3 separate regions of the Homo sapiens genome follow, and all the other regions are linked to region 1. Evidence: chromatin loops called from intact Hi-C (ENCODE). Cell type or tissue: endothelial cell of umbilical vein. All regions are shown on one strand. Each heading gives the region's core, and the rest is flanking DNA. Links, peaks and the distances in the headings are about the cores only.

The links. Peaks named below come from ENCODE experiments on the same cell type or tissue, not always from the same donor. Only the 100,000 strongest peaks of a DNase experiment are listed, where the experiment ranks them.
Region 2: it touches region 1 in a loop (4-fold over the local background); 2 of 110 quality-filtered maps call a loop at or near these places.
Region 3: a loop joins it to region 1, with 6 times the contacts of the local background. A loop is called at or near these places in 5 of 110 quality-filtered maps.

What each region holds. Positions count from the first base shown.
Region 1 is chr6:148,362,925-148,373,108 of GRCh38, reverse strand. The region is part of intron 1 of SASH1 (SAM and SH3 domain containing 1); the gene reads right to left. Among named protein-coding and RNA genes, the nearest start is that of SASH1, 25 kb to the right of the region's middle. RefSeq lists enhancers at 4,811-5,686, 5,687-6,563 and a silencer at 8,250-8,450. In endothelial cell of umbilical vein, for the core only: no CTCF peak of the experiment used is centred there; DNase peaks (open chromatin) are centred at 5,578 and 8,848; H3K27ac peaks cover 6,495 bases.
Region 2 is chr6:148,420,646-148,430,829 of GRCh38, reverse strand. All of the region lies in intron 2 of SASH1 (SAM and SH3 domain containing 1), which reads right to left. Among named protein-coding and RNA genes, the nearest start is that of SASH1, 83 kb to the right of the region's middle. In endothelial cell of umbilical vein, for the core only: no CTCF peak of the experiment used is centred there; DNase peaks (open chromatin) are centred at 4,219 and 6,969; H3K27ac peaks cover 4,945 bases.
Region 3 is chr6:148,436,674-148,446,857 of GRCh38, reverse strand. SASH1 (SAM and SH3 domain containing 1) reads right to left here. Exons shown (of 20, transcript NM_015278.5): 3 at 6,624-6,674; 4 at 6,451-6,500. Among named protein-coding and RNA genes, the nearest start is that of SASH1, 99 kb to the right of the region's middle. RefSeq lists enhancers at 660-1,160, 4,971-5,265. In endothelial cell of umbilical vein, for the core only: no CTCF peak of the experiment used is centred there; DNase peaks (open chromatin) are centred at 1,057, 5,157 and 5,597; H3K27ac peaks cover 6,120 bases.

The DNA of each region.
Region 1 (10,184 bases), core at 1,539-9,538:
AGCAATTCTCCTGCCTCAGCCTCCCGAGTAGCTGGGATTACAGGCATGCACCACCATGCCTGGTTAATTTTATATTTTTAGTAGAGACAGGGTTTCTCCATGTTGAGGCTGGTCTCGAACTCCTGACCTCAGGTGATCTGCCCACCTCGTCCTCCCAAAGTGCTGGGATTACAGGAGTGAGCCACCGTGCCCGGCCCCTTATATTTCTTCTTACCATTTTTTCACCATCTGAAATAGTTTGGATATTATTTGTGTAGGTTTTCATTGTTTCCCTCCCCTAACTAAGGTGTCAAGTCCAGGAGGGCAAAGATTTTTCTAAGTTTTCTTTTTTGTGCTTAGGACAGTATCTAGCAGGCTCTCAATATAAATGCACTGAATGAATGAATGAATGAATGAATGAACGAACAAATGGAATAAATGAAACAATCAATCAACATGCACCTTGCCAGGCACTAAGCTCAGGCCCTTGGGGAGATGAATATAAACAATTTATATATTGCTTTATGCTTTAATTTTTTTCCCTTCTAAGTAGCATATCTACTTTTCAGTCCTCAGACCTTAAAAGTAACTAGCAAGTTTTAACTTGTAAAACATCCATGACTTCATTATAATTTTTAAAGCCAATAAGGCACTATGCTGGTGCCTTATGCATGTATATCATCCTGTTCTCTTTGTATGATTTCAAAAGAAACAAATGGAATACAGTTCAAGGTGTTAATTACATAAGCTTATTAAAAACAAACTCCTAAGAGGCGTCAGTTCTAACATCTGGCACGTCTATGTTTATGTAGTTTATTAGTTTTATATATGTGAGAAAGTAAAATGTAGGAGCATAATATTGCAAAACAGCCACTACCAAAGGAAAATTATTTCATTCCATAAACAAGCCTTATAAAGAACTAGCTCTAGTGTAAGTCTGAAAGGGAAAGAGCGTGGCAGCAAAAACAGGTTTTTACATGCTAGTGTTTCTGGATTCATGGGAGGGTGGTACTGTGCTTCCTTATGTAACTGCAATCTAAACAATTTTACATAATCAGAAAATAAGTGTTTGCATTATCCCATTTTATAAAAATGAGTGAAGACCTTTTCCAGGCATTTTGCATAGCCAGGTCATAAATGATCTACATTGAGAACTCTGGATAATTTTTTGCAATTTGTAAGTGAATAACTACTACTGGGGGAAATGGTTCTGATAGTAAACATCCCAGAATAAGGCCTATGACCTCCAGGAGCAAACTCAGGCCACAAATACAGGAAACAAAGATTCTCAGTAGGCCATTAGAATTAACTGTCCTCCAAGAACTGGCAGGTACTTCACCATCCTCCTGGGTCACGGGGAGGCAGGTGCATGGAGGGGCCTGAGTGCAGGAGGTTCCCTGCCCCCACTCTGCCTTTCCTTATTTAGGACCACCATGAACCCAGAGGACATCCTGGCTCTGACCTAAACTCAAGTCAGATCTGTACCCACCTCCCTACAGACAAGAGTGGCAGTGGGGACCTGACATGACTCTCATGCTAAACTGCAGAAGAGCCAACAAGGCAGCTGAGCACAGTGGCTCACGCCTGTAATCCCAACACTTTGGGAAGCCAAGGCAGGTGGATCACCTGAGGTCTGGAGTTTGAGATCAGCCTGGCCAACATGATGAAATCCCATCTCTACTAAAAATACAAAAAAAAAAAAAAATTTAGCTAGGTGTACTGGCGGGTGCCTGTAATCCCAGCTACTCAGGAGGCTGAGGCAGGAGAATCACTTGAACCTAGGAGGCAGAGGTTGCAGTGAGCTGAGATTGCGCCACTGCACTCCAGCCTGGATAAAAAAAAAAAAGAATAGCCAACTAGGTGCTCCATAGATATAATTCAGAAAATGCCCAAAAAGAGATCAGTCAGTTAATTTCAACTTAACTTCATTTTCTCTTAAATATTAGCCCAGTGACATTGGTCTCTTCTCTCCCCATCCTCCTCTGTGGCAACAAAGACCTTAGAAGGTAAAACATGGAGGAGGGAAGGGAGATTGGCCACTCCTGAAACACACTTCTGTGAGGCTGGTATTCTCACAGCAACATTCAAGGAGATCGCCAAGAGAATGACAGTAAGCACAAGGCACTGGGTAAGATCCTTCACCAATTGTGTTTTCATGACAGCGTTTCACTTCTTACATAAAAAACATGTATTAGTCCTCATTTGAGAATACCTTATAAAGTCAGTACATATTTTTGAAAAAATGAGACCCTTATTAGGTCAGAATATATTTTTGTAGGGTTTTTTTGTTTTGTCTTTTGTTTTTTTGAGACAGAGTCTCACTCAGTTGCCCAGGCTGAAGTACAGTGGTGTGATCTCGGCTCACTGCAAGCTCCGCCTCCCGGGTTCACTTCATTCTCCTGCCTCAGCCTCCCGAGTAGCTGGGACTACAGGCGCCCGTCACCACGCCCAGCTAGTTTTTTGTATTTTTAGTAGACACAGGGTTTCACTGTGTTAGCCAGGATGGTCTCGATCTCCTGACCTCGTGATCTGCCCACCTTGGCTTCCCAAAGTGCTGGGATTACAGGCGTGAGCCACCGCACCTGGCCAGGTCAGAATATATTTTTGAAAAAGCATGAGACTCCAAAGCAAAGAGAGAATTTAATAGGAGAAAACCAAGATGGCACTGTTAAGAGACAAGAAAAGGAAAAACCTGAAATTGAGATATTTCAACCTAGTGTGTTAACATAGGGATGACTCAAGGACTAGATGCTGGGACCAGTATTTCAAAACTTTCCACACACCAGTTCTGTGTAAATTTCCTCCTGATTCCAAATCTTGCCAACCATCTTTAAATCTCCAGTGATAGTTAATTACCTACTTGTTTTTTAGAGTTGTCTTGGGTTTTGTCTATATATCACAATTTGTTTTTTAATAAAAGATGTACAGATAGACTTAAAAGGCCACAGAATACTTTGTGTAGACAGGGACATTCGAAAGGTCACTTTCACTTGATCTATCCTTCTATCCTTCCTCACCTCTGCCTTCCACTTACAAAAGAGAAAAATGCTATTTGTTATTAACAAATTATCTATTTTGAGAATTTTTTTTGAGGAGGTGGTTGGATTTTTGTTTTTGCTGGTTTGGGTTGGGTTTTTCTTTCCTTTTTTTTTTTTTTTTTTTTGTTTTTCTTTTTTTTGAGACAATCTCGCTGTGTTGCTCAGACTGGAGTGCAGTGGCATGATCTCGGCTCATTGCAGCCTCTGCCTCTCCGGTTCAAGCGAATCTCATGCCTCAGCCTCCTGAGTAGCTGGGATTACAAGCACACACCACCACACCCAGCTAATTTTTGTATTTTTAGTAGAGATGGGGTTTCGCCATGCTGGCCAGGCTGGTCTCAAACTCCTGACCTCAAATGATCCACCCGTCTTGGCCTCCCAAAGTGCCAGGATCGCAGGCATGAGTCACCACGTCCGGCCAGGTTGGGTTTTTTTGTCATGGAAAGGGAACAGCCAGTATGGTAGAGTGGTTAAGATGCTAGGCTCTGACCTTAAGAAAGTTATTAAATTTTTTTTGTGTCTTGGAGAGAGGTATCTGCCTCAGGTATTATTTGCATTGCTGCCAAATAAAGACATAATCCATGTAGAACACTCAGAACAGTGTCTGATACCCAGAACTCCATAACGATTACTCTTATCATTAACAATGGCCACTGTTGCTTATCATTTTAATAGACTATGATGACCAACTCTTAAACTATCTTCAAAAAACTTTCCTGCATCATAATGAAATCACCTTTGCCTGAGTAGAAACAGTTTCAACATGTGAAGCAGATGTGACTACAGATGAAAACAGTCTGCAGAAGTCCCAGAGACTCATGACAAACCCAGCTTCCAAAACAGCCTTTTCCCCTCTCATAGCAGGCTGTGCCACTAAAGACAGATTCTCCCTCTGTGCTGCATTCCTGGAACAAGCAGCCAGTCTCTCTACCTTGCACACGCTGATGATTTCTAGTTGTTTCACTTAAGCACATCCAGGTACTCTCCCCAACACGTACAGCTCTGCCAGGCCAATGCACGTGTCTGTTTCCTTCATAACTCTTTGCAGCTCCACCACAATGTTGCACAAGGCAGGCATTTACTAAAAGCTCCACAAGTGAATGGATCCGTATCTTCCAGAGTAAGAGACAGCATGCAACTTCCCACATCATATGAATGCCTTGAAAATTATTTGTTTTTGTTCCATTTGATCAAGTTTGTAAAACAAGCTAAATGCCTTCTATTGACTTCCTGATATTTGTGGATTCAGAGCCCAGGAAGATTCTTGTATCTATATCAGACAACAAATAGAACCCCGTGTGTGTGTGTGTGTGTGTGTGTGCGCGCGCGTGCGCGCGCATGTGGGGGAGGTTGGAAGGATGAGAATTAAGGGGAAAATTTCCATTTATTGAGCATCTGTATACCTATACTACATTGTCGGTATTCTTGTACATCATTTCAATTAATGCACAACACCAATGAGGACATCAAAGCAGGAAGGTTCCATGTCCACTGCCACATGGCTAACAAAGAGCTGGTCCTAGCTGGGAGCAGTGGCTCACACCCGTAATCCCAACACTTTGGGAGGCTGAGGCAGGTGGATCACTTGAGGTCAGGAGTTTGAGACCAGCCTGGCCAACATGGTGAAAACCCGTCTCTACTAAAAACACAAAAATTAGCTGAGTGTGGTGGCTTGCGCCTGTAATCCCAGCTACTCAGGGGGCTGAGGCAGGAGAATCACTTGAACCTGGGAGGCAGAGGTTACAGTGAGTCGAGATCGTGCCACTGCATTCCAACCTGGGCAACAGACTCTGTCTAAAAAACAAAAAAAGAAAAAAGAGAGCAGATCCTGGCTTCAAATCCATTCCTGTCTACTCCAAAATCTGCCTTCACCACCACAGAAGTACGGGCTCACTGCAGTTGGGCACACAACAAGCTTAAGCTAACCTTACTGCTTATTTAAACTATAAAGCCATCTACTGAGGCCTTCCACAGAAAGTAATCCCCACCCCATAATATTTTAAAATAAAACTTAGGGTTAGTTAACAGTACTCCTGAGATGCCTACAGTGTACAGTTGAATAATTCACTTAACCTGAATTGAGGAAACATATGGCTGGGTGCTTGGCCAGGCCAAATTGCCACATCCTCCACTCCATTATTTCTTCCTGAGGCTGGGCTTGCGGTAGACCCCGCAGCCCTGAACGACTCCACCCACAGGCCCCATGGGAAAAGCTGTGACTGAAATGCTGGCACAGCCGCTGCCACCCAGGCACTCGAGGCCTCCGAGGGGTGTCCCCCTCCTGGGCTTTTCACCCCAGCACTGCAGATAAGAAAATGAAATGGAAGTAAGGAGCCAGGGGGATGGGGGCAGCAGCTCCGTCCATCCCCACCAACTCCATCACCCCAACCTGGGGCAGAAGACCTGGACTTGTAACTCACAGACTAGGAAGCATAGGCCAGATACAGATAGAGGCTTCACCTCAGCTGGCTGCAGAGGGCAGGAGGGCTGCGTGTCATCACATCCTGCTTCACCCTGGTCCACCCTCCCCAAGGAAAGCTTCCTGAGGAAATCCTGACTGCTACAGAGAAATGGGTGGTTCAGCCCGAGGACGTAAACAAGAGCAATGTGTTTTGTTCTGTTTCCCTGCAGACCTGCGCAGGGCCTCTGGCTAAACAATTCTTTGGCAGCCATGCAACTAAAAACCAAGCTAAGCGGTGGCTCAGACAACTAAAACTTGTAAGTAAGAATGTGCATGGTCAGACTCAACTGAGGATTGCTAAAAGGACTGAGGTGTGTTCTCACCTAAGTTTTTAGCTTAAGGAAGCATAATTATAAACCGCGATTACTTTTGCACCAACCTAATACAATAACAAAAAGATACACTGTGGCCAGGTGCGGTGGCTCACGCCTGTAATCCCCGCACTTTGGGAGGCCGAGGAAGGTGGATCACCTGAGGTCAGGAGTTCGAGACCAGCCTGGCCAATGTGGTGAAACCCTGCCTCCACTAAAAATACAAAAATTAGCCAGGTATGGTGGCAGGCGCCTGGGAGGCAGAGGTTGCAGTGAGCAGAGATCACGCCATTGCACTCCAGCCTGGGCAACAGAGCAAGACTCAGTCTTAAAAAAAAAAAAAAAAAAGCTACCCACTAGTTACAGAATCCATCAGAACCCAAAGATGATGAGAAGGAAGGGAAATTACTTGCAGAAGCGTATCCAAATGGAATCCTTGGCTTATGCCTGTAATCCCAGCACTTTGGGAGGCAGACGGGCAGGATCAGGAGGTCAGGAGTTTGAGACCAGCCTGACCAATACGGTGAAACCCCGTCTCTGCCAAAAATACAAAAATTACGCGGGCTTGGTGGCCCGTACCTGTAATCCCAGCTACTCAGGAGGCTGAGGCAGGAGAATCGCTTGAACCTGGGAGGCAGAGGTTGCAGTGAGCTGAGATCGCACCATTGCACTCCAGCCTGGGCAACAAGAACAATACTCCATCTCAAACAAACAAACAAACAAAACAAATGGAATCCCTATTTTCTTTTAGTTTTACAAATGACAAAATTCAGGCCCAAACCTAAATGCTTGCCGAGCTTATACTCAGGATCCAGACATTGCAAGTCAGACACCAGAAATGCACCATCGCCCCACCAAGTCCGGACAAGACTTTAAATGAAGTTCTTCTTGTTCTGTTGTCTGCTCGTCTCCTTCCAAGTATCCAATATTTTCTTGTGTCTATATCTTAGCAACTAAGTTCCTCAGCACAGTGTCTACCTTTCTTAAACTTCTTCTCAAAAATGATCTCTATGGGTTTTTTTTGGTTTGTGTTTTTGAGACAGGCTCTCCCTCTTTTGCCCAGGCTGGACTGCAGTGGCGCGAACACAGCTCACTGCAGCCACAATGTCCCAGGCTCAAGCAATCTTCCCACCTCAGCCCTCCAAGTAGTTGGAAATACAGGCAGCGCTACCATGCCTGGCTAATTTTTTTTTTTCTTTTCTTTTTTGAGACAGAGTTTCACTCTATCCCCCAGGCTGGAGTGCAGTGGTGCCACCTCGGCTCACCGCAACCTCCACCTCCCAGGTTCAAGCAATTCTCCTGTCTCAGCCTCCTGAGTAGCTGGGATTACAGGCGCACGCCACCACGCCTGGCTAATTTTTGTGTTTTTAGTAGAGATGAGGTTTCACCACTTTGGCCAGGCTGGTCTCAAACTCCTGACCTCAGGTGATCTGCCTGCCTTGGCCTCCCAAAGTGCTGGGATTACAGGCACGAGCTACCCTGCCCGGCTAATTTTTGTATTTTTTTTTTGTAGACATGGGGTTTCATCATGTTGTGCAAGCTGGTCTCGAACTCCTGAGCTCAACGATCCACCCACCTCAGCCTCCCAAAGGGCTGGGATTATAGGGATGAGCCACTACACCCAGGCAAAAATGATCTTTATATTCCTAGCTCCATCTCTCCTTCAGTTAAAGCTCCCATTATGTGAGCCATTTCAGCAAGGGAGAGCAAGACATCAAAGGTGCTTAAGGATCGATCATGGAGGATGCATCATTTGAATTCTTAAAGGGAAATATGGTCATGAGGTGGGCAAGAATGAGATGTACTTCAGTATGACCCCCTCCTCATCACCTCTACCAGGAGAACCAACAATATCTTTGCAGAGAACTCTGTGCCCTGCAAGATGTCTCAGTTAAAAAAAAAAAAAAGATAGTAAAAGAATTTGATCCAATAAAACAAAAAATGGCCATCAGGCTTCCTAAATACTGTAAATGTCAAATGACTGATACAAATAGTAGGTGCTAAAGAATGTGCAAAGAAGAGAAATACTGATTTTGCAATGTCAACAGACCATACGATTTAAAAAAGCAATCATGGGTTGTAAATCATATGATAATGAGGCATGACAGCTGGGAGCTAGCTTGATCACAAAGTACCTGACACAGTGAAATACTTGAAGGGAAAATTTTCTTTTTCCTCTCCTTTCTTTTTTTTTTTTGTGACAGAGTCTCACTTTGGTGCCCAGGCTGGAGTGCAGTGGCACGATCTCAGCTCACTGCAACCTCCGCCTCTCAGGTTCAAGTGATTCTCCTGCCTCAGCCTCTCAAGTAGCTGGGATTACAGGCACATACCACCATGCCTGGCTAATTTTTGTATTTTTGGTAGAGATGGGGTTTCACTATGTTGGCCAGGCTGGTCTCCCACTCCTGACCTCAGGTGATCTGTCTTCCTAAGCCTCCCAAAGTGCTGAGATTACAGGCATGAAGCACTGTGCCCGGCCGGAGGGAAAATTTTTGTTAATCATGGAATGTTCTTAATTTTTTAATATTGGTATCTTTGACTCCATGCTTCATTTGTACTATTTTGCAATGTTTCCTATGGTCAGAACCCTTGGGGATGATGCAGACTCTATCCTTGTGTTCTTCCCATTTCCCGTGGCAGAACCTATTCTCATCTTGACCTTGTATCTACAGAAACCTTCCTTTTGGACTTGAGTCATTTCCTGTCCCAACTATAGCAACTGCTAGCCTTACGTTCTTCTTGAATATTGAATTGTGAACTCTAAACGTGCTCAGGACAGGCAACTTTCACGTTTCAACTTCCACCCTACATTAGTTAGGAGTCTACACTCTTGCTTTTGTAATCCATCGCTGAGCTTGATTCAAAATTACTGATTCCACTGTCATTCTTTTAATTGAGTATGGTCCTCTCCACACACCCCATCGACTTCCCACAGCTAATGGTGAGTGTGTGTGTCCCCAAAGGAAAGTGGAGCAGTGGTGAGCCATCTCTCAAGACTTCAGGGGACCTTTCCCTTCGTGACCATGAATCATCTTCCTTCTCGATCTCAACGTGAAAACTTTCCTTTTCCTCTGCTAATAAGAAGTTTCTTAATAGGATGTCTGCTGGGCTGTGTAATAATCTCCAAAGGGAAGTGATGGAGGTTTTGGCATGAGTCATTGACGTGGAGCTGGAGGAAGTAATGGGCAGTAATGGACCAGAGGGAGCAGTCCTTTACCAACAGGATGGGCTGCCGATGAGCTGGGAAATTTTATTTTTCTAACTCTCCATTTTTATATTACTTGGTGAGGACATTTCTCTCAATGCATTTACTCTGAATGAATGGTGGGCATTAATATTAATTTATTCAGGGATCAGAACTTTTTAGAATGTATGTCCCATTAGAGTTTAATTAAAATGTCCATTATAGAATCCACAGGGAATAAAATATCCTATAAGTGGTTTCCATTTTCTCCATATCCTCTTTTACTTTCATTGCTAACCCTCAGCAATCCAGCAAGGAGTGATTTCTGACTCTCCAAATCTTGTAAGATGCCTGCACATCTTACACAGCCTCAAAGACCAGGGAGTGAGGTGGTACCAGGAGGGGTCTGAAGCAGAGGTTAAGAAGAGCCTCAATCGGCCGGGCGTGGTGGCTTATGCCTGTAATCCCAGCACTTTGGGAGGCCGAGACGGGTGGATCACGAGGTCAGGAGTTCAAGACCAGCATGGCCAAGATGGTGAAACCCCGTCCCTACTAAAAATACAGAAAATTAGCCGGGTGTGGTGGCGGGCGCCTGTAATCCCAGCTACTCAGGAGGCTGAGGCAGAGAATTGCTTGAATCTGGGAGGTGCAGGTTGCAGTGAGCGAAGATCGTGCCACTGCACTCCAGCCTTGGCAACAGACCAAGACTCCATCTCAAAAAAAAAAGAAGTGTTGGGAGGCCCAGGCAGGCGCATCATTGGAGCCCAGGAGTTTGAGGCCAGTCTGGGCAACATGGTGAAACCCTGTCTCTACAAAAAAATAAATAAATAAAAAAAATAAAGAAGAGCCTCAATCACTCCGTCCCTAACACTATCCACCGCCACGTCCTCCAGAACACCGTGATTCATCTGATGTTGCATTCAAAGGATTGAGGACAGGGAATTCAAAGGGTGAGGCCAAGGGGTGAGGCAGGGCAGCCCTGTGTTTATGGATATCACCACCAAGGTTCCTTTGCAGCCATGCAGCCCATGCCCAAAACCCTTGGCCAGGGTCCCTGCCCCACATCAGCATATCTGCCCAGACCTAAGAAGCCACTTCAGGAATCCCTGCACCAATAAGACTTCTATGCTGCACTACAACTTTCTCTCCACACCCTCTCTCCCAGCTCTGTCCTGGGTGGCAGTTGGGATAGGTAGCAGTTGAGATTCAAA
Region 2 (10,184 bases), core at 812-8,811, 58 kb before region 1:
GTGTCTCTGCTATTCAAAATGTGATTTGTGGACCATCTGCATCAGCATCACCTGGGAACCTGCTATACATCCAGTCATGGTCCCATCCCAGACCTCCTGAATCAAAATCTGCAATTTGCCAAAATTCCCCAGTGATGTGTATTGTTTGAGAAACTCACTGCTTCTGTGTCACTTCTCTCTTCCAAAATCTTTCCTGGAGGCAGGGTGCAGTGGCTCAAGCCTGTAATCCTAACACTCTGGGAGGCCAAGGCGGGTGGATCGCTTGAGGTCAGGAGTTTGAGACCAGCCTGGCCAACAGGGTGAAACCTCATCTCCACTAAAAATACAAATATTAGCCAGGCATGGTGGCATGCGCCTATAATCCCAGCTACTTGGGAGGCCAAGGCAGGAGAATCGCTTGAACCCAGGAGGCGAAGGCTGCAGCAAGCTGAGATGGCGCCACTGCACTCCAGCCTGGGTGACAGAGCGAGACTCTGACTAAAACAAAACGAAATCCACAAAATCTTTCATGGAAACACAATACTGACAGGATGAAGTCCACGTTTCAGAAGAAGAAGCCCCCTTCACCAAATAGCCTGATCATAAACCCTCTTAGTGAACAGTTACCATGTCCTCTGCTCCCTGAGTGCAGACTGAGCCTGGTGTCTCACTTCTGCTTATGCTACCTAGAGTGCTTCTCCTTTCTATCCATCCAAATCCTACTCATCCTTTAGCTCCAATCCCAATACGCTCTCCTATTTAACCTTCTCTGCCCACTTGGGCCTTAAATGATATCCCTGAGTATGGGCACACCAATGACTAGCCACATCACTTATTCATTAAATGTACCTATGGGTAGCGACTCTTCTACTCACTTACTGGTTTTCCTCAACTAGACTGTAAATGGCCTTCCAATAAATTCCTGTTGAAATTCATTGTATGCCACCACAATCCATCAAAATCTATTTACTTAGCATTTACTATCTGCCAGGACATCCCCTTGAGAATGTTACTTTCTACAGCCTTGCACAGGCTCCCTGTACAAGGGAGTACTACTGGGAATCTATTGATTTTTTTGTTTGTTTGTTTGTTTTTGTTTTTTTTTAAAGAGATGGGATCTTGCTCTGTCGCCCAGGCTGGAGTACCGTGGTGTGACCATAGCTCGCTACAGCCTTGACCTCCTAAACTCAAGTGATCCTCCCGCCTGAGGCTCCCAAGCAGCTGGGGCTGTGGGTATACACCACCATGCCTAATTTATTTTTTTTAGAGATGGAGTCTTGCTATGTTGGCCAGGCTGGTCTCAAACTCCTGGCCTCAAGCAAACCTCCCACCTCAGCCTCCCAAAATGATGGGATTAGAAGTGTGAACAACTGTCCTAGGCCTGGTTTGTTTAAATTGGATCACTTTGCCAATAAGCCTGACTCTTTTTTCCTTCCTCTTTTTTTTTTTTTTTTTTTTTTTTTTTAAGAGACAGGGTCTTGCTCTGTCACCCAGGCCTAGGTTGGAGTGCAGTCATAGTCCACTGCAGCCTTGACCTCCCAGGCTCAAGCAATCCTCCTGCCTCAGCCTCCTGGATAGCTGGGACTACAGGTATGTGCTACCATGCCCAGCTTCCTTCCTTTAATTTGTGTTTGCAATTTTACTGCATGGGATGTGTATTTTCATGTTTTTATTTAAGATTTACTTTTGGATTGCAGAGTTACACTAGGAAGCAAAAATAATTCAACAAATATTTAAGATCTACAACCTAGATACATAAGAACTTAAAACAGAATGTTGTAATGTTTAATCACTTTTAGGTAAAAATCAGTAGTGGCCTGTCAGTTTCTTCATCCATACCTAACTCTTCAGCTTTTCATGTCTCATTTCACCCGTATTGCTCGAGGTATAGCAGAAGATGTTAGTCATTGTTCTGGACCCCCATAAGCTCTTGGCCTGGTATAAGAAATTTTCTTCCGAGTGAAACTGAAGGAAAAGTACTCTCATCCCATCATATCAAAGAAGAAAGGTTCTAAGGGGGAAATTTTTATTTCACAGCTGAAGAATTCTATTCCACTAACTGCAACCTTTAAGTCTCACCATAATTAAGGGATCAGTGAATTTCTGCAAGCTTTCATAAGAAAGAAACCTGAAGTGGCAATTTCCACCCAGCCATTAGTGCTCTCTGTTAAAATAATTGAGCCTTTTGCTGTATTAGTTTATATTCTCTTTTTTTTTTTTTGAGATAAAGTTTCACTCTTGTGGCTCTGGCTGGAGTGCAGTGGCGCCATCTCAGCTCACTGCAACCTCCGCCTCTCAGGTTCAAGCAATTCTCCTCCCTCAGCCTCCCGAGTAGCTGGGATTACAGATGTGTACCACCACACCTAGCTAATTTTTGTATTTTTAGTAGAGATGGTTTCACCATGTTGGCCAGGCTGTCGCGAACTCTTAACCTCAAGTTAAGATCCGCCTGCCTTGGCCTCCCAAAGTGCTGGGATTACAGGCATGAGCCACCGCACCCGGCCTGATAGTTTATATTCTGCAGTTATTAGTTACTTATTTATTTAGGCCTCACCACGTTCCAGAAAATGACTTAAGATGGCTAAGTAACTTAGTTCAGTGTTACATGATAAAAGTAAAAAGCTAAAGAGCTAATTAATTTATATGACACAAATAGCAGAGGGAACAAGACTACAAAGTAGAGTAGGCCCAGGGATTCAGTTAGTTCATAAAAGGTGAGCCATGGGATGCTACAGTACAGACAGACAACATGATCAGTTACGAGATGGATGTTACTATACTTTTATGTCTTAAGGTAGCCATAGGAAAATGGCTCTTTCTCTGAGTAAAAATTTCTCCTCTGGCTTCTGGCAGAGATAACACACTATTACTCTGAAAGATACCACATGGAAAATTCCTGAAGAAGTCACCTTGCTCTGGAAATGCTTTCACATTGGGCAAAGCTGAAATTAGGTCTGAGATCCCCGAATGAAAGCGGAGGAGCATACCAAGGGGGCCTCCCTGAGGTCCACACTCCCGTACCCATTCAGAGGAGACAAGAAGTACCCAGGGCAGGAACAGAAATCAGTCTGGGAAGACAGGAGGGTAAGTTCCACCATCTTGAAGCATGGCTGTGCTAAAATACATCAGAGTTGAATTGGTTAAATTCAGGAGTAATTTGAATCTAAGAGGGTCAAGCTTGGTGCTCCCACACCTCATGTCAAACAAGGCGTATACTGCTTTAATGTCTAAACTGTCTTTGTTTAAAACTATGTACTAGATCGTTTAAGCTACAACTTTACCAATGTTGAGTGCATACCACATACCAAGCATTTTGCATGGAGATAAGAATAAGATCTACACACCACAATGTGGCAATGGATCACTTCAATAAGATGTGAGTGTTGTGTTAGAAGAATGCACCTTTTACAGTGTACAAAACACCAGAGTGTCATGTTATATAAATGTAATCATTAAAAGACACAGTGTCCATGAAGACATTTTAGTTATCCTAAAAAACAAATCCAACAAGTTCTATAATTCAATTTTTCATTCTACTAGCAGGACTTGGCATATCCACACTATAATCCACCCCCTGGGTGAATTTCCCAGGGGTAAAGACCATGATATCTGGCCATTCTAGATGGTAGTGGCTATCCCCAGAATCCTCTCACCCTCCCTGTTCTCATCCCATGCTCACTAAGTGATCTCCTTTGCTTTTTTGAGACAGAGTCTCACTCTGTTGCCCAAGCTGGAGTGCAGTGTGCAGTGGCACAATCTCAGCTCACTGCAACCTCTGCCTCCTGGGTTCAAGTGATTCCCCTGCCTCAGCCACCCGAGTAGCTGAGATTATAGGCACGCACCACCCACACTGAGCATGTATATATATATTGTATTTTTAATAGAGATGGGGTTTTGCCATGCTGACCAGGCTGGTCTCAAACTCCTGGTCTCAAGTGACCAGCCGCCTCAGCCTCCCAAAGTGCTGGGATTACCCGTGTGAGCCACCGTGCCCGACCACTAAGTGATCTTCTGAGTACATCCAGTTGCTCACTGGGATTGACTAACATAAGACAAAAGTGACAGGAAGCACTACATAAGCTCATTTCCTTTTGCTTTCTCTGTTTTTTTCCATCTCCTCTTTCATCTAATCATTCCATCATTTTAAAAATAGTTACTGAGCCCATAAGTCAACGAGGATAAAACAGTGAAACAGACACGCACCACTTCAGTGGGGTTTCCATCTAGTGAATTCTTAAGTCACTCACTTTGCATTTCAACTCTAAGCCACAGGTACAACACTCCTTCTGTTCGGGCACCAGGCACATGACATCTGGGTAACTCTGCTCAGCTCTGGATGCCACATTTCCCGGGGACAATGGAAACCAGAGCACCTTCACTAGAATGGTGTCTGGAAATGGTATCAAATACTCAGGATCAATTGGAGGAAGCAGGGCTGTTTACACAGAGAAGGGAAGAAAAATATAAACATGGGAAAGCCTTCCAGGGAGCAGGGAACTGCCCAGTGCAGAGCTGTCCGACCCCTTTCCCCACAGCGGTCCCCTGACAATGAGAGCGCACTGCACACTAGGAGAAACTGAGAAAATTTTAAATGGAAAAAAAAGTATTATTATTTTTATTTATTTATTTATTTATTTTGAGATGGAGTTTCACTGTTGTTGCCCAGGCTAAAAGAGTGCAGTGGCACGATCTCGGCTCACTGCAGCCTCCGCCTCCCAGGTTCAAGCCATTCTGCTGCCTCAGCCTCCCCAGTAGCTGGGATTACAGGCGTGTGCCACCACACCCAGCTAACTTTTGTATTTTTAATAGAGACCAGGTTTCACCATGTTGGCCAGGCTAGTCTCGAACTCCTGACCTCAGGTGATCTGCCCGCCTTGGCATCTCAAAGTGCTGGGATTACAGGTATGCGCCACCACGCCTGGCCAGAAGTATTCTTTTAAAGTAATACCTAATGACCATTGAGAAAATAAAATCAGGCCAGACACAGTGGCTCACGGAGGCTGAGGCAGGAGAATCACTTGACCCTAGGAGGCAGAGGTTGCCGTGAGCCAAGATTGTGCCATTGCATTCCAGCCTGGGGGACACAGGGGGACAGGGAAAAAAAAAAAGGAGGAGGGGGAGGGGAAGGGAGAGGGGGATGGGAGGGGAGAAGGGGAGGGGAGGGGAGGGGAAAGAGAAAAAATCAGAGTATTAGTGAAGATATTAAATATCGAATTGACATAATACTTTTAAATAAAATATTTTCCAATTTTTTCAAGAATGTTGAGCTTACTTCTTTGAAAATAATTGTCTTTGAAATAACTGTCTATATGCTTGAAAGAACTATATGCCATTCCAGATCAAGATGTTTAATGATGATCTCTTGATGTTCTTGTTGGTTATTAGTAACAAGAAGTTTTACTCAAACTAAGAGGTAAAAATTGTTTTAACCTTTTTTACAACCATTTTAAATTTATTAAGCATTTTACAGCCAACAGAAATACGGCAATTTCTATTTCAAGAATGTAAAAGCACCTTATTTCATTAACAGACACAGTGAAATCTCTTATGAAAACATAACAGATTTTAAATCTAGTTTAATTTTTCAATTAGGTACTACAATATACTGACAAAGTTCTTGCGTGCAGCCTTGTGCATGCAGTGTTCATCCTGAAGCTAGCTTGGCCGTGCTGGTCCAGAGCTGCCTCCCACCACATCTGACCACTGCACCTTGGACTCCATGCCTGAAGCTTCAATTCATCTCTTCCATGAGCTTCAGGGACCCTTGACCATGATGACCAAGTATGCCGCTGAAGTACACATCACCCATCCTGTGTACTGCTCATGGGAATCACTTACACCGCTCTGCCCTGGGACCATGTTCCAATAAGCCCTGTCAGCGGTTCTCAAACTTAGTGCCTTGCAATCCCTGGAGGGCTTCTTAAACACAGATTGCTGGGTCCTACCCAAGAGTTTCATCTGCATTTTTACCAAGTTCCCAGGTGACACTGATGCTACAGGCTGAGGAGCCACACTTTGAGAACTACTGGTCCAAAGAAGGCTGCTCAGAGCTGCTTCTAGTCAGATTCAGTGGCCTGCAGGTGAAGGGGTAGGTGTATCTGGAGCCCCACCTGAAGTCTGGCCTGGTTTTCAGTGCTCTAAAAGGGATGATCAAGACTAAGGATTTTAAAGTTAAGAGGAGGCTGGACTCAGTGGCTCACACCAGTAAACCCAGTGCTTTGGGAGGCCCAGGCAGGAAGATCCTTAGAGGCCAGGAGTTAGAGGTTACAGTGAGTTATGATTGCACCACGGCACTCCAGCCTGGGCAAACAGAACAAGCCCCATCTGGCCGGATATGGTGGCTCACGCCTGTAACCCCAGAACTTTGGGAGGCCAAGGTGGGCGGACAACTTGAGGTCAGGAGTTTGAGACCAGCATGCCAACATGGTGAAACCCCGTCTCTACTAAAGATATAAAAATTGATCAGGCATGGTAGCACATGCCTGTAATACTAAGTACTTGGGAGGCTGAGGCAGGAGAATCACTTGAACCCACAGTAAGCTGAGATTGCGCCACCGCACTCCAGCCTGGGTGACAGAGCGAGACCCTGTCCCACCTCCCCCCCCCAAAAAAAAAAAAGAAGAAGAACAAGACACCGTCTCTAAAAGAAAAAAAATTTTTTAAAAGACAAAGATGGACTCACCATCATTTTATTAAAAAGGATGGGGGAGGAGGGCAAGCAGAGCCAGGTGTCCAACAATAGAATAAATTACTTACAACATGTGGAAACCACATCAATGGAGCATTCAAGCTTGACTGCAGGACTGTCTGCTGTCTGGGATGGGGATTTTTTTTTTTTTTCTTCAGAAACTGGTCAGACCTCTGACCGACTACTATAATTCCACTACTTGATTGGAGTGTAATCATTGGAAATGAAATTAAGTTATTGTGGTATAATTTATCGTTTACATGAGTTTTTTTTAATGGGAGAAGGAACTGCAAGTTCTAGCCCAATCACTCAAACATTTGAAACAGACGACCTTCCAAAGTTGGCAACAGCCTACAACTGAACAAACATTTATGTCTTCATCTATTCAACGAGTGTTTCCTGACCAGTTTGTACTCAGTTGACGTGCTGGGTACTGGCAGTATAAAAAAACAGTCACTGACCTTCAAGAGCTCGCAGTTAAGCAAGAGAAACAGTAACTGAGAATATAAAAAATTAAAGGCTTTCATGTTATCATATAAATAACGTCGGAACTGATTAGTATGCAGATTGGGTGACTGAATAAGGGATTTACAAAATTATGCAGCCTGATCAAACAGGAGGTGCTAAATTTGAATGGTTCCTCTAATAGATCAGCTCACATTTTGTACTAATGAAGTGTCACTATTATTGTTGTCTTTGCTATTGTAAAATCATGTGGTGCTATCATGACATTTAACCACTTTCTCATTCTCTGAACCATATTTTCTAACCATCTTTAAATATTGTGTAACCATCTTTAAAAAGCTCCAGAATCAATTGCAAGCCAATACATTCTGAAATCATCAGCCACAAATTTGCTTTTAAAATAAATAAACTTTTGACTTAGTCATGTTGTATAATGATGTAACACATTAAAAAACACATGGGGCTGGGCGCGGTGGCTCACGCCTGTAATCCCAACACTTTGGGAGGCTGAGGCAGGCGGATCACAAGGTCAAGAGATGGAGACCATCCTGGCCAACATGGTGAAACCCTGTCTCTAATAAAAATACAAAAATTAGCTGGGCGTGGTGGCGTGCGCCTGTAGTCCCAGCTACTCGGGAGGCTGAGGCAGGAGAATCGCTTGAACCTGGGAGGCAGAGGTTGCAGTAAGCCGAGATCACGCCACTGCACTCCAGCCTGGCGACAGAGCGAGACTCCATCTTAAAAACAAACAAACAAACAAACAAACAAAAAACCACACACGGATAGATATCATATTATTTGAGAAAGAAAAGAATTATATAAAAATTGGAATCTCAGAAACAAATGGCAAACTCTAGCCCAGGGCAAACTTTTTATTGGTCTATTATAAATGTTTGCAAAATCAGGTTTATAATGGAAACAGGCGGACAAAGTTCCAATGTAATATACATAAATGACATGTTTCTGTTCTTGTATAGTGATTTTCCTCCCTTCTGAGCATTAATCTTTGAATGACTTACTCTATAAATTATGAAACTTAGTTCAAAAGCAAATGAAATTTAAAATACCCATTTATTGAATGGCAAAAGTGCCACGTTGAAATTACTGTGATTTATCTGTGTCTGTAATGGTTACTACAGCAAACATACTTCATTGCTCAAAATTATTACCTGGTTGCATAGTTTACTGTGGTTTAAACATAAATTTATCTCGCTGTTCAGAACAGCAGCTGTTTGTCAGGGTCATGTTCATTCATCCACAGCCACAAGGCCCAACTTTTTCTTTCTACAACTCTAAAGTGGCACACTGACGTATACACGTAACACTCACTTTCTGGAAACCAATTAAATTCACACGGATCACTGACTACTAATATGGGAGGAGGGGACAAGGTGGAGTACTGTTTATCCAGAACAGAGTTCATCTCCATGCTCACATGCCTGCTTGGACCCCGCATGGTTCTGGCAGCTCAGGCAGAAAGCATAGATTGGCACTATAAAAGCAGCCCTGTCTGCAAAACAAATGGGATTCTTGGGCATTGGTGCTTGTGGGCACTGCCATCACAGTGACTGAGTCATTGCTGCTGTGCCTAGGTAGAGAGATTCTGGTTGAAAAGCCAACCCTTCCTCTATACCAAGAGGAGGGCCTTCTCCTTTCCCTCCTCGTCATTTACCTGGTAGAGAAGTTGGACAAAAATGCATATTCTCCATCTGGAAGAAAATGTGCCACATTATGATAATGGACTAAATGGCTCACTATATAAAAAGTGCTGATAAATAAACAAGAAAGACATTACTTTAAATAGAAAAATGAGCAAATGACTTTAAGAGATGGGTCAGACAAATAAGGATAGAAAAATATGTGTGCTCTTATAAATAACGAGAGCAATATAGTTTAAAAGCACAATAAGATTACTTTCCAAACTGGTAACTTTTTCTCCCTAAATACTGGGAAGTATAAGATAAGAACAGGGCAAGAGTGCTGCTGGTGGGAGTGCAGACTGTAGAACATTTCCAGGTGGTCAACAGTGTTTCAAGAGTCTTTCAAATGTTCCTACTTTTCAGCCTGCTACACTCATATCTAATAATTGGCCCTGGCTGGGCACAGTGGCTCATGCCTGTAATCCCAGCACTTTGGGAGGCCAAGGTGGGTGGATCACCTGAGGTCAGGAGTTCGAGACCAGCCTGGCCAACATGGTCAAACCATGTCTCTACTAAAAATACAAAAATTAGCTGGGCATGGTGGCACAGGCCTGTAGTCCCAGCTACTTGGGAGGCCGAGGCAGGAGAATTGCTTGAACCCGGAGGGTGGAGGATGCAGTGAGCTGAGATTACACCACTGCACTCCAGCCCAGGTAACAGAGCGAGACTCTGTCTCAGAAAAAATAATAAATAAAAATAATTGGCCCTAAGGAGACAGTGAACTCTTAAGGTAAAGATACACATTTAAAGATGTTCATAGTCACTTCCTTCTTTCTTTCTTTTTCTTTCTTTCTTTCTTTCTTTCTTTCTTTCTTTCTTTCTTTCTTTCTTTCTTTCTTTCTTTCTTTCTTCCTTCCTTCCTTCCTTCCTTTCTTCCTTTCTTTTCCTTTCTTTTCTTTTCTTTTCTTTTTTTGGAGACAGGGTCTCACTCTGTCACCCAGACTGGAGTGCAGTGGCGGAATCTCGGCTCATCACAACCTCCGCCTCCCAGGTTCAAGTGATTCTCCTGCCTCAGCCACCCTGAGTAGCTGGGATTACAGGCACGCGCCAACACACCCAGCTAATTTTTGTGTATTTTTAATAGAGACGGGGTTTTGCCATGTTGGCCAGGCTAGTCTCGAACTCCTGACCTCAAATGATCCACCCGCCTCAGCCTCCCAAAGTGCTGGGATTACAGGTGTGAGCCACTGTGCCCAGCCACTTATTTCTATCATAACAAAAAATTGGAAATTGCCTAAATAGTTCAAACTGGGGGACACAAATTATGGTATACTCAAAGACAAAGACAAAGGGTACATAACGATTAAAAAAATAGGGAACAATAATTCATAAGGGAAAGGTATTCCTTAGTG
Region 3 (10,184 bases), core at 1,000-8,999, 74 kb before region 1:
TTAGTAAGTGTGTGGCCCTGGGCAACTTACCTCTGTCCTTTAGTTTTGCATTTGTAGATGGGAATCATACCATTTGTCATCTCGTAGGATTTTTGTATTAAGTGAGTCAATGTTAAGTGCTTAGCTCAGTTCCTGGCACATAATAAGAACTCAATAAGCATCACCTATTATTACCTGTCTATGCCTTTTCAATTTTTAGTCTATATAAACCACCCCATGAAGATTTCCTCCATAAACATATTACAAAATAGCCAGGTGGCCCTCCCTACAGTTGGCTTCCTTGAATGTAATGACACTAAAGAATCTTGACACACAGCTTGTCAGACATCTAGGTAATTTTCAGATTCCTTTGTTTACATGCATACAAATAAAAGTTAAACTTTTCATAGAAAATACTGCTAGTCTCCTACGCAATGTCTATTCACCCTCTTTCCTTAAGAAAAGAACCCTGGCCAGGCACGGTGGCTCACGCCTGTCATCCCAGCACTTTAGGAGGCCAAGGCGGGCGGATCATGAGGTCAGGAGATCAAGACCATCCTGGCTAACACGGTGAAACCCCGTCTCTACTAAAAATACAAAAAATTAGCTGGGCATGATGGCGGGCACCTGTAGTCCCAGCTACTGGGGAGGCTGAGGCAGGAGAATGGCGTGGACCTGGGAGGCGGAGCTTGCAGTGAGCCAAGATCGCGCCACTGCACTCCAGCCTGGGCGACAGAGTGAGGCTCCGTCTCAAAAAAAAAAAAAAAAAAAAAAAAAAAAAAAAAAAAAAGAACCCTATGTTGTTCAGGATAGCAATGTGCTCCGTTAAAAATGCTCACTTCTCTAAACTCCCTTATAGCTATGGTGGTCAAGTGACCCAATTCTGGGTCCCCTTTCTTTGCTTTATTTTTCTCCATACCATGACTTTAAATATGTAATTTTTGTTCTAGTATATGCCCCTGCCTTCAAACGTAAGCTCGTGACAGTTCTGTCCATCACTATATCCTGGGCCCCCTGAAGGGAGCCTTCTACAACCGGTAGTTGGTCAGCAAACAGCTGCTGCACGAGGAAATGAGTGGCACACACTGGAATGTGGTGGACAGGGTTTCTAGGAAAGCTCTGCAAAGCACAAGGTTTAGCCTTGGGACCTACTGCCTTCTTCCCTCTCTTCGCCCTGCTTTTTCTTCCCACCTAGAAGATGCAGCAGCCACTTTGAGGCTATGACGGGAAAGAAAAAGAAAGAAGAAAAAAGAAAGCAGTCCAGCCATCTGGGTTTCTGAAGGCCGACTTGAGTCATGGAGCCAGCCCTGGACCCATTCATGGAACTCAGATGTGTCTAAGGAATCACTATTTGTCAGGTTTTCTGCGACTCGTAGCTAAACTCATTTGTTGTAGTTATAAAGCTATTTCCCAGCCCTCTCAAGAAAAGCCTTACCCTCTAAATATTCTTAAAAGTGTCTGGTAATAGAAAATTAGTTAATTTCACCTGTTCAGCCAGTTGACACAAATCCGAGATTGAGCAATAAAGCAGGTATGTCAGAGGCATTTGAACCAGAGCGTCTCCACCTTGAACTGGGGCTGGGTAAAATAAGGCTGAGACCTGCTGGGCTGCATTCCCAGAAGGCTAGGCATTCTTAGTGACAGGATGAGACAGGAGGTTGGCAGGACTGGTGTCACAAGATACAGGTCAAAGATCCTGCCGATAAAACAGGATGCAGTAAAGAAGATTGCCAAAACCCACCAAATCCAAGATGGCGATGAAAGTGACCTCTGGTCATCCTCACTGCTCATTATATGTGAATTATAATGCAATAGCACACCAAAAGACACTCCTAGCAGCACCATGACAGTTTACAGGTGCCGTGGCAACATCTGGAAGTTACCCTATGTGGTCTAAAAAGGGAGGGATGCTCAGTTCTGGGAACTGCCTGCCCTTTCCCCAGAAAACTCATAAATAATTCACCCCTTGTTTAGCATATAATCAAAAATCAACTGTAAGTCTATTCAGTCGAGCAGCCCATGCCACTGCTCTGCCTATGGAGTAGCTATTCTTTGGTTTCTTTACTTCTCTGATAAACTTGCTTTCAGTTTACTCTATGGACTTGCCCTGAATTCTTTCTTGCATGAGGTCCAAGAACCCTCTCTTGGGGTCTAGATCAGGACCCCCTTCCAGTAACAGATAGTCTCATCAATAAGCGATGTAGATAGATATAAAGAGAAGAGGCTCAAATGAAATCTCCCTTGGCCTTCTTTATTAAACTTCCAGTGAAAGCATATGGAGAGACCAGATAGTGTAAGAAAATAAGGATGAATGGGGACCCCACCAAACTCATAATGGGGTAGGGAGGGTCTGTTCTTTCTTTCCACACACCTACTTACCTATCACCTACCTATCAACCCACCTCTTGTATATGCAGGTCAAGCACATCTAGAGGTCAGCAGCCCCACTTGGCAGGGGCATCCACAATAGATGCTGAGATGCCAGGTATGTCGGAAATCTCACTGCTTGTCTCTCTCCCTCCCCCTCTTCTGGTCAGAGCTAACTTCCTGTGACTTGAGACTTTAAACCCTGTTAAATGCTAAATACTACTGACAGAAGTGATGTTATTTTTTAGAAACAGACATTTGAAACATAATTAAGGCCAGATACCTCCCTTAGAATAGGTTTCAGCTGGGCAAGGAGGACAGAGGCGTGCACACAGGGGGTCCCTGAGACAAGCTGGGAGACTGGATCTGCGAGGCAGGAGTCGCAGGAGCAGTGCTCAGCTTCCACGCTGCCTCCTTCTTTGCATTTCTGCTTCTAAGGGTGGGCCCCTGCAGGTCTTGCCCACATGTGTTTTCTAAGTTCTCTTGTTTTTGGAATAAAAAGCAGAGAAAACTTCTGCCCACAGAACACCACTCTGACGCAGAATGATATTTTGGTTGGCAGAGACTTTTGCAGACACCAACCAGACACAGCCAACTGGTTCGCCAGGTCACCCTTTGAGGGTCCTGTACTCAACAGCAAGGCTCCCAGCAAGCATTTTGATGTAAGGGAATAGTGAGATTGTCTATTTGCATCTTCAAATACAATGTATAAATTATTCTATAGCGACAATGCATCAAACCTATTCAAATTATAATCTGACTTAGGATTTTCAGGGTGATACATCTTTAAAAGCAAATGAAATTTAAACACAAAACCTCTTGGGAGATTTTATACAAAATAATCATCAATGCAAGAATAAGTATCACCCTTCTGCAACCATCACAGTAACACTGATTCAGGCAAGAATCATGGAAAGAATCTAAAACCAACAGGTAAAAGTTTGATGAGAAACATAATAGTTTCACGGTCTCAGAGGATCACCTCACAATATATGTATATACATACATACATATATATAAAATATATATAAAAATATATAATATGTATTATATATAATATATATATTATATATATATTCACTACAAAGAAGAAATTGTAACTTCTCAGAGAAAACCTGGCAGATACCACCTTAAGTGAATGACCAAAATTAATATCACTAATAATGAAATAAACGGACATCACGGGCCCCCGATATAATGCACTGTGGCGCAAAAAAACACAAAAACAAATAAACCCTAAACAACAAATACTTCATCAAACAACTAGCTTACACTCTGAAAAAGGCTAAGAAACCCTTTCAGATTAAATGTGACAAAAGACGTGACACCAACATGCCGTGAGCCATTTTTTTTTTTTTTTTTTTTTTTCTAAAAAGTGCTGGATTGGAAAAACACTGCTAAAAGAGACATTATTGGGACAATTAGTAAAACAAATACAGCTGGCACGGTGGCTCATCCCTGTAATCCCAGCACTTTGGGAGGCTGAGGCGGGCAGATCATTTGAGGTCAGGAGTTCGAGAACAGTCTGCCCAACATGGTGAAACCCTGTCCCTACTAAAATACAAAAAATAGTAGCCGGGTATGGTGGCGGGTGCCTGTAATCTCAGCTACTCAAGAGGCTAAGGCAGGAGAATAGCTTGAACCCAAGAGGTGGAGGTTGCAGTGAGCCGAGATGACGCCACTGCACTCCAGCCTGGGCGACAGAGCGATACTCCCTCTCAAAAATAAATAAATAAATAAAAAAGAAAAGAAAAGAAAAAGAAAAACTTGAATAGAAACTATGTATTAGAAAAAGTTATTAAGTTTCCTGTATTTGGTCATTATACTATATTATTCTGTAACAGAATGTCATTGTCCTTAGGAAATATTTGCTTAAGCATTTAGGGGTGACAATCATGATGTCTACCATTTATTCTCAAACAGGCCAGCAGTAATAATAATTAATGGTGGTGTATGTGGGGGGCAGGGGGTGTGTGAGAGAGAGAGAGAGAAAGCTCAGGAGTGTGCAAATGTCAACAACTGGTGGCCCACGTGAAGATTACATGAACATTCACTGCACAATTCTCAATCCTTGAAACTTTACTGTAACTTTAAATTTATTTTAATATTTTTTTCTTTTGAGATGGGGTCTTGTTCTTTCACCCAAGCATGATCACAACTCACTGCAGCCTTAACTTCCTGGGCTCAGGGGACCCACCTGCCTCAGCCTCACGAGTAGCTGGGACTACAGGTGGGCACCACCACACCTGGCTAATTTTGGGGGGGCTGGGGGCGGGGGGCTGGTGCTGGATCAGACAGGGTCTTACTATGTTGCCCAGGCTGATCTCAAACTCCTTGCCTCAAGTGATCCTCCCACCTCAGCCTCCCAAAGTGCTGGAATTACAGGCCTGAGCCACTGCACCCAGCCATAAAAGTTTTCAAAAGAAAGTGTTTTTAAGTTAAAAGCAAAGGATAGCATAGTTTTCAAAAGCCATTAACAGAGAAATAAAGGACAAAATGTTTTTAAACTTTCAAATTGTTTAGAAACACATTAAGTTTGAACCACTTAAAATTACAGAGGCAAAATGACAATATTACAAATGGAGACAGTGGGCGTGTGTTTAAAATTTTTTGTTAACCTCAGAGGAGGCCATCAGTCTCTCTCAGCCACAAGAGCCATGCCACATTTTACTAAGTAAAGGATATAAACACGGAAAGAATGACTCTCCACAATTGAGGGGAAGAAGTACTACCCAGCCTAACTAAGGTTAGTACAAATTTGGTGAGTCACTTCCTCTTAGGAGGAAGAGCAAACATTTCTCGTTTCCTGAAGGATTCAGAGATTCTGAGGGAACACCTGAGCTCTCAGCCTGAATCATGGCACATAATAAACTAGGGCAGGAAAAGCTACAGCCCGTTCACTCGATGCTTCTACCCCACCACAATACCTCCAAGTTCAAAGTCAATGTCAACTTGAGCCTTTTTTGTCTATTTCAGCCTCCATATTACTAGGTTCCTGGGAGGAGGCAAGGCAAGCAAAACAAAAAAAGCTGATGGGGTGTGCACAGTTATCTTCTCAACCTGAGTGGGCAGTGGCCTTGGTTTGCTATGGTACATCACCCACAACGTTCCTCAGACCAGAACAAAACCCACAAAGCCTCTTAAGTTTAGAATTATAGCTTTCTGGCAAAGCAGCCCTCCTCCCAGAACCGCCTGTGCCAGCAGCACACACACGTGGATGGATTAGGCAAAGCTGTGCTCTAAAGCACACACACGCTCTCCCCAACGTGTGCTTTGCATTCCAGAAATACTTGATGCCTAAACCACTTCTGTGCCTCCCTTGGCATGAACGTACAAGTGGCTCCGTGCCAAAGGAAGCGTCTGTTTAGAGATGTGGACTTTCTTTAAAATTTTTTACCATGGAAGATCACAAATAGAACATTCTAGTACAATGATGATGCAATAAAGCAGAAAAAGAAAAGGTTTTAGAAAAAAGATTCTCTTGTTTTTGTCTTATTTATGTTGCCTAAAAGAAATACTGAAAATATAACAAGAAACATAAAATTAGCTTCCATGAGAGCAGAAATTACAGGGTCCAAGTTGGGTCAAGGAAGCAAAAATATTACCTTTAACAGGAAACGCTAGGGATCATTTGCCATTTTTTAACACACACATTCACTGTTGTTTTAAGGTCACCTACCAAAATGAGGTGCAGAAGACGGGTTTTTAATCATTGGTTTATTCTGGAATATAGTATATTTTATATTTGTATCTTGCTTCTTGATAACTTTTATCCTACATTAAAAATTAATGTAAAAGATGAAAATCCATCTTGGTTAATGCACCTATCCTTTCCCTTTCTATTTCCGGAGATTTATTTAGGGTTTATTCACAATAAGTGTAAAATCAGTAACTCTTCACAAAATCCTCAGACATCACCAACTGCATTACAAAACACACTCTTAGCCACCTAGATACACACACATGCATGCAACATGTTAAGGAAAATGACATCGCATAACTCCATAGTACATACGCACATGATCGCCTGTTTGATTTCCGTCAGCATGGACCTAAAAGACACCTTCTTGGAAGGTGGTCCTGGGCAGAGGGAGAAAGACTTACTTTCTTTCCACTTCTGGGGTTGACACGGCGCTACAGAAGCCAAGCGACTCCTACGAGAGAAGATTCGTATAGTCAGTGTGGTCAGAGCAGCAGGCTTCATCTGATTTGTACAGAGTGTCACTTAAAAAAAAAAGGCAGAAGCAAAACTAGATGATTAAAGTCATTGTGCTTACTTCGATCTGGGACCGCAGCTGAAGTGACGTGGGGCTAGCATCGGGTTTCTCCTAAAACAGAACAGATGCCAGTTTAACGGGACTTCCAAACATGTCACACGCGAGAAAGACAAATAGACATGTAAGAAGAGAGGGGAGGATTCGGGAAAGGTTGGGGTATAGAGTGGGAGGAGATGGCAGAGATAAACAGATTTTCTGGGAAAACTAAAATACTTTTAAAATGAGAGCTCTAGCCCCCTAAGATTGAAATATTTTCCAAACTTTGTTGCCAGACTCTGCTGACAATTTTATTTCAGAAGAAAAAAAGCACAATTTCAGTCAAGGGGACTGACAGTTCATGGTGAAATAATTCTGTGGATATACTTAGTTGGTCACTAAGACACTGAATTTACTGCAACCCATTTGAGTTTAGCTGTTTTCCAACGACACTAGACTTCCAATCCAATTTTTTTTTTTTTTGAGACAGAGTCTAGCTCTGTCACCAGGCTGGAGTGCAGTGGCATGACCTCGGCTCACTGCAACCTCCGCCTTCCAGGTTCAAGTGATTCTCCTGCCTCAGCCTCCCAAGTAGCTGGGATTACAGGCATGCGCCACCACGCCCAGCTGATTTTTGCATTTTTAGTAGAGATGGGATTTCACTATGTTGGCCAGGGTGGTCTCGATCTCTTGACCTCATGATCCGCCCCCCTCAGCTTCCCAAAGTGCTGGGATTACAGGCATGAGCCACCGCGCCCAGCCCCAATCCAATTTTAAAGTTCTAAATGTATTCAGAGCACTTAATAGCTTAGGAGAAGTTGTTAATGTCTTTAGGAAGTTGGGAAGCTAACTGAATGTTATCTTGCAGCCTTAAAAATCACTATACTTCCCTAACACAAATGAACTGACCTATCTGGAAATTTAAAAACAAACACTCGCGCGGTATCGAGTTGATAAATGAAATATAAATACTTGATATTAAGAATGCACTGAAATATCATTAAATTGTGAGAGGCAGAAGAATCAAAGAATATTACAGATAAAACCATATGGTGTAACACCCTCATTTCATAGTTCAAGGAGGCTGTATCTCCTTTGAAAGTAAAAGAAAACGAAGAGTATTTAGATAAACAAATTACCTGTGATAAAAATAAATTATGTAAATTATGCATTTTCACATGCATCTAATTGTTCAATTGCCCTTTTCATCATTAACACAATTATAAAACTACACCAATACCGAAAACCTTTTGTTGATGTATAAAAGTAGCAATAAAGTATTAAAATAAGTATAACTCAGAGCAAAGTTATACTTTTAAATAAGGAACAGGAATCCAGCACGAATATAGAGTATCGGAATGAATGCACTTTCATGCAGGATTGTGGGGGAGTGTTCTGGGAATCTGTTGCTCAACAATGTGCATGTGGCTGACAACGCTGCACCGCACACTTGGGTAAACTGTTGGGAGTGTGAATTTTATGTTACGTGGTTTTTTTTTTTGTTTGTTTTGGTTTTTTTTTTTTTTTTTTTTTGCCACAATGAAAAAAAAAGAATGTGCTGGGATGAGTACATCTGAGAATGGGATGACTGTAGACAAGCGGCCAGAAAGAGAAATGGGTTTTAATGGACAAGAATTTAATGAACTGGCAACTCACTCTTCCCCTAATCTCAGGCCCTTGTTATAAACAGTTATCACAGTGGCGTAAAACCTCCATAGAACTCTCATTAACCTCCTCCTGGTTTTCATTGCTGCCGCTGTTCATGACAGACATATTTCTGTACCAAACTTGATACACCATTTCTACCAAACAGTATATGGACAATGTTTTGAGTTATATATTCCAAATGTGAATGGTAGGATGTCAGGCTCAGGTGCAGTTAACAAAGGGGATATATACTTTTGGACATTTCTGGTGCTTACAGACCAATCACAATTTTCCAGGACCTAACCTTTCAGCCTCACATAGAGAAATTTACAAACTTAAATGGCAGGAGGTAAGCAAAAGTATAATTAGCAATTTTTTAATCCCAAATCTTCCTTCCTATTCAGGAGTTGGTACAGAGAACTCAGAGTGATGATGAAACTAAACTGTTAGTTTGTCTGAAATTTTCTCTGAAATTGCTCCTTTAACACCCAATTGCAGCCCATGACCTTCTATAACCATCAGCAAAAGTGACTGGTTCAATTCACCTCCCCTCCTCCATTTTTACCTTTTCTTCAAGCTCTAAGTTTCTACCTCACTAGTAATCATAATAGTCATGCTAGGAAACGATCTTCTTTTATTTATCTGCATTTTTTTGAATAGATTTTATTTGCTAAGTGCATCATTTGCCATGTCATATCACAAACGTAACATATATGGTACATTATGCAAAACGTACCTGCCCCTGCATACAAAGTAGTTGCTTATTAACAACCATATTAAATGTTTGATGATAGGGAAGCAAAATTTTAATCATTTCATCTTAGCATGTTCATTTGCTACTTATAATAGGCATTTGATTCTTTTAGCTATTTAAACAAATTTTTTTTTTTAAAGAAACAGCATCTTGCTATGTTACCCACACTGGAGTGTAGTGGCTATTCATGGGCGTGATCATCACGCAATGCCGTCTTGTGCCCAGAGCTCAAGCCATTCCTCAGCCTCCCAAGTAGCTAGAACTATAGTTCATGACCACGCCCAGCTTGTTTAGCTACTTTTCAGAAAATTGATTGGGGCTATAGTTTGACATATAATGTTAAAATCATGGAGACAGGCAATGTTTTCATGCAGGACGTTTGTTTTATCAAGGGCAGCTTACTGATGTTGAGCAGGAGATCTTGTATAGTGATATTTCTAGTGACTTGTTTTTTTTAAGACCAAGTAAGAGAATAACTTTTTCAGGACGTCTTCTTAATTTTATCCCCCGAGGATAAGAGATTACAGTCATCATTTAGATGCATGTCTTCTAGCAAACACATTCTAAAGTAAAAATATTGCACAACTGAGGAGAAGCTTGTAAAGTCATCCACTAAGTTAAGGACCTATAAATGATTGGAGAAAGAAAAATGGAATAAACTATTGGCAAAATTCCGTTATTATAACACTGATGAGTGTCACATGATGTCAATGACAAAAGAGCAGAAGAGTAATTCCTATAATGTGCCATGTGCCATGCACCTGACTGCTCAGCCATGACCCCTTTATTCAGAGAATAGCTGATGGTTTACACTACAGCTCCCGATCTGGATGTCACAATGTAGACAGAAATAGTAAACATTGTGAACCTCATCAAAACAATCATTGAGTATATGTGTAAATATGTATAACTTTTGGGCATGTTGTACACTGAGAAATAAGAACCTTCTCTCCTCCCCTAACATACACCGACTGTTTCATTTACTACTGCCGTGTAACAAATCATCCCAAATGTAGTGGCATAAACCAACAAGCACCTTATGATGTTCACAGGTTCTGTGAATATGAATTCAGAAAGGCAATAGCAGAAAAGGCTTGCTCTGCTCTACAGTGTTTGGAGCCTCAGCTGGGAACATGCAAAAGCTGGGGATGACTTGATGGGTGGGCTGTAATCACTGGAAAGCT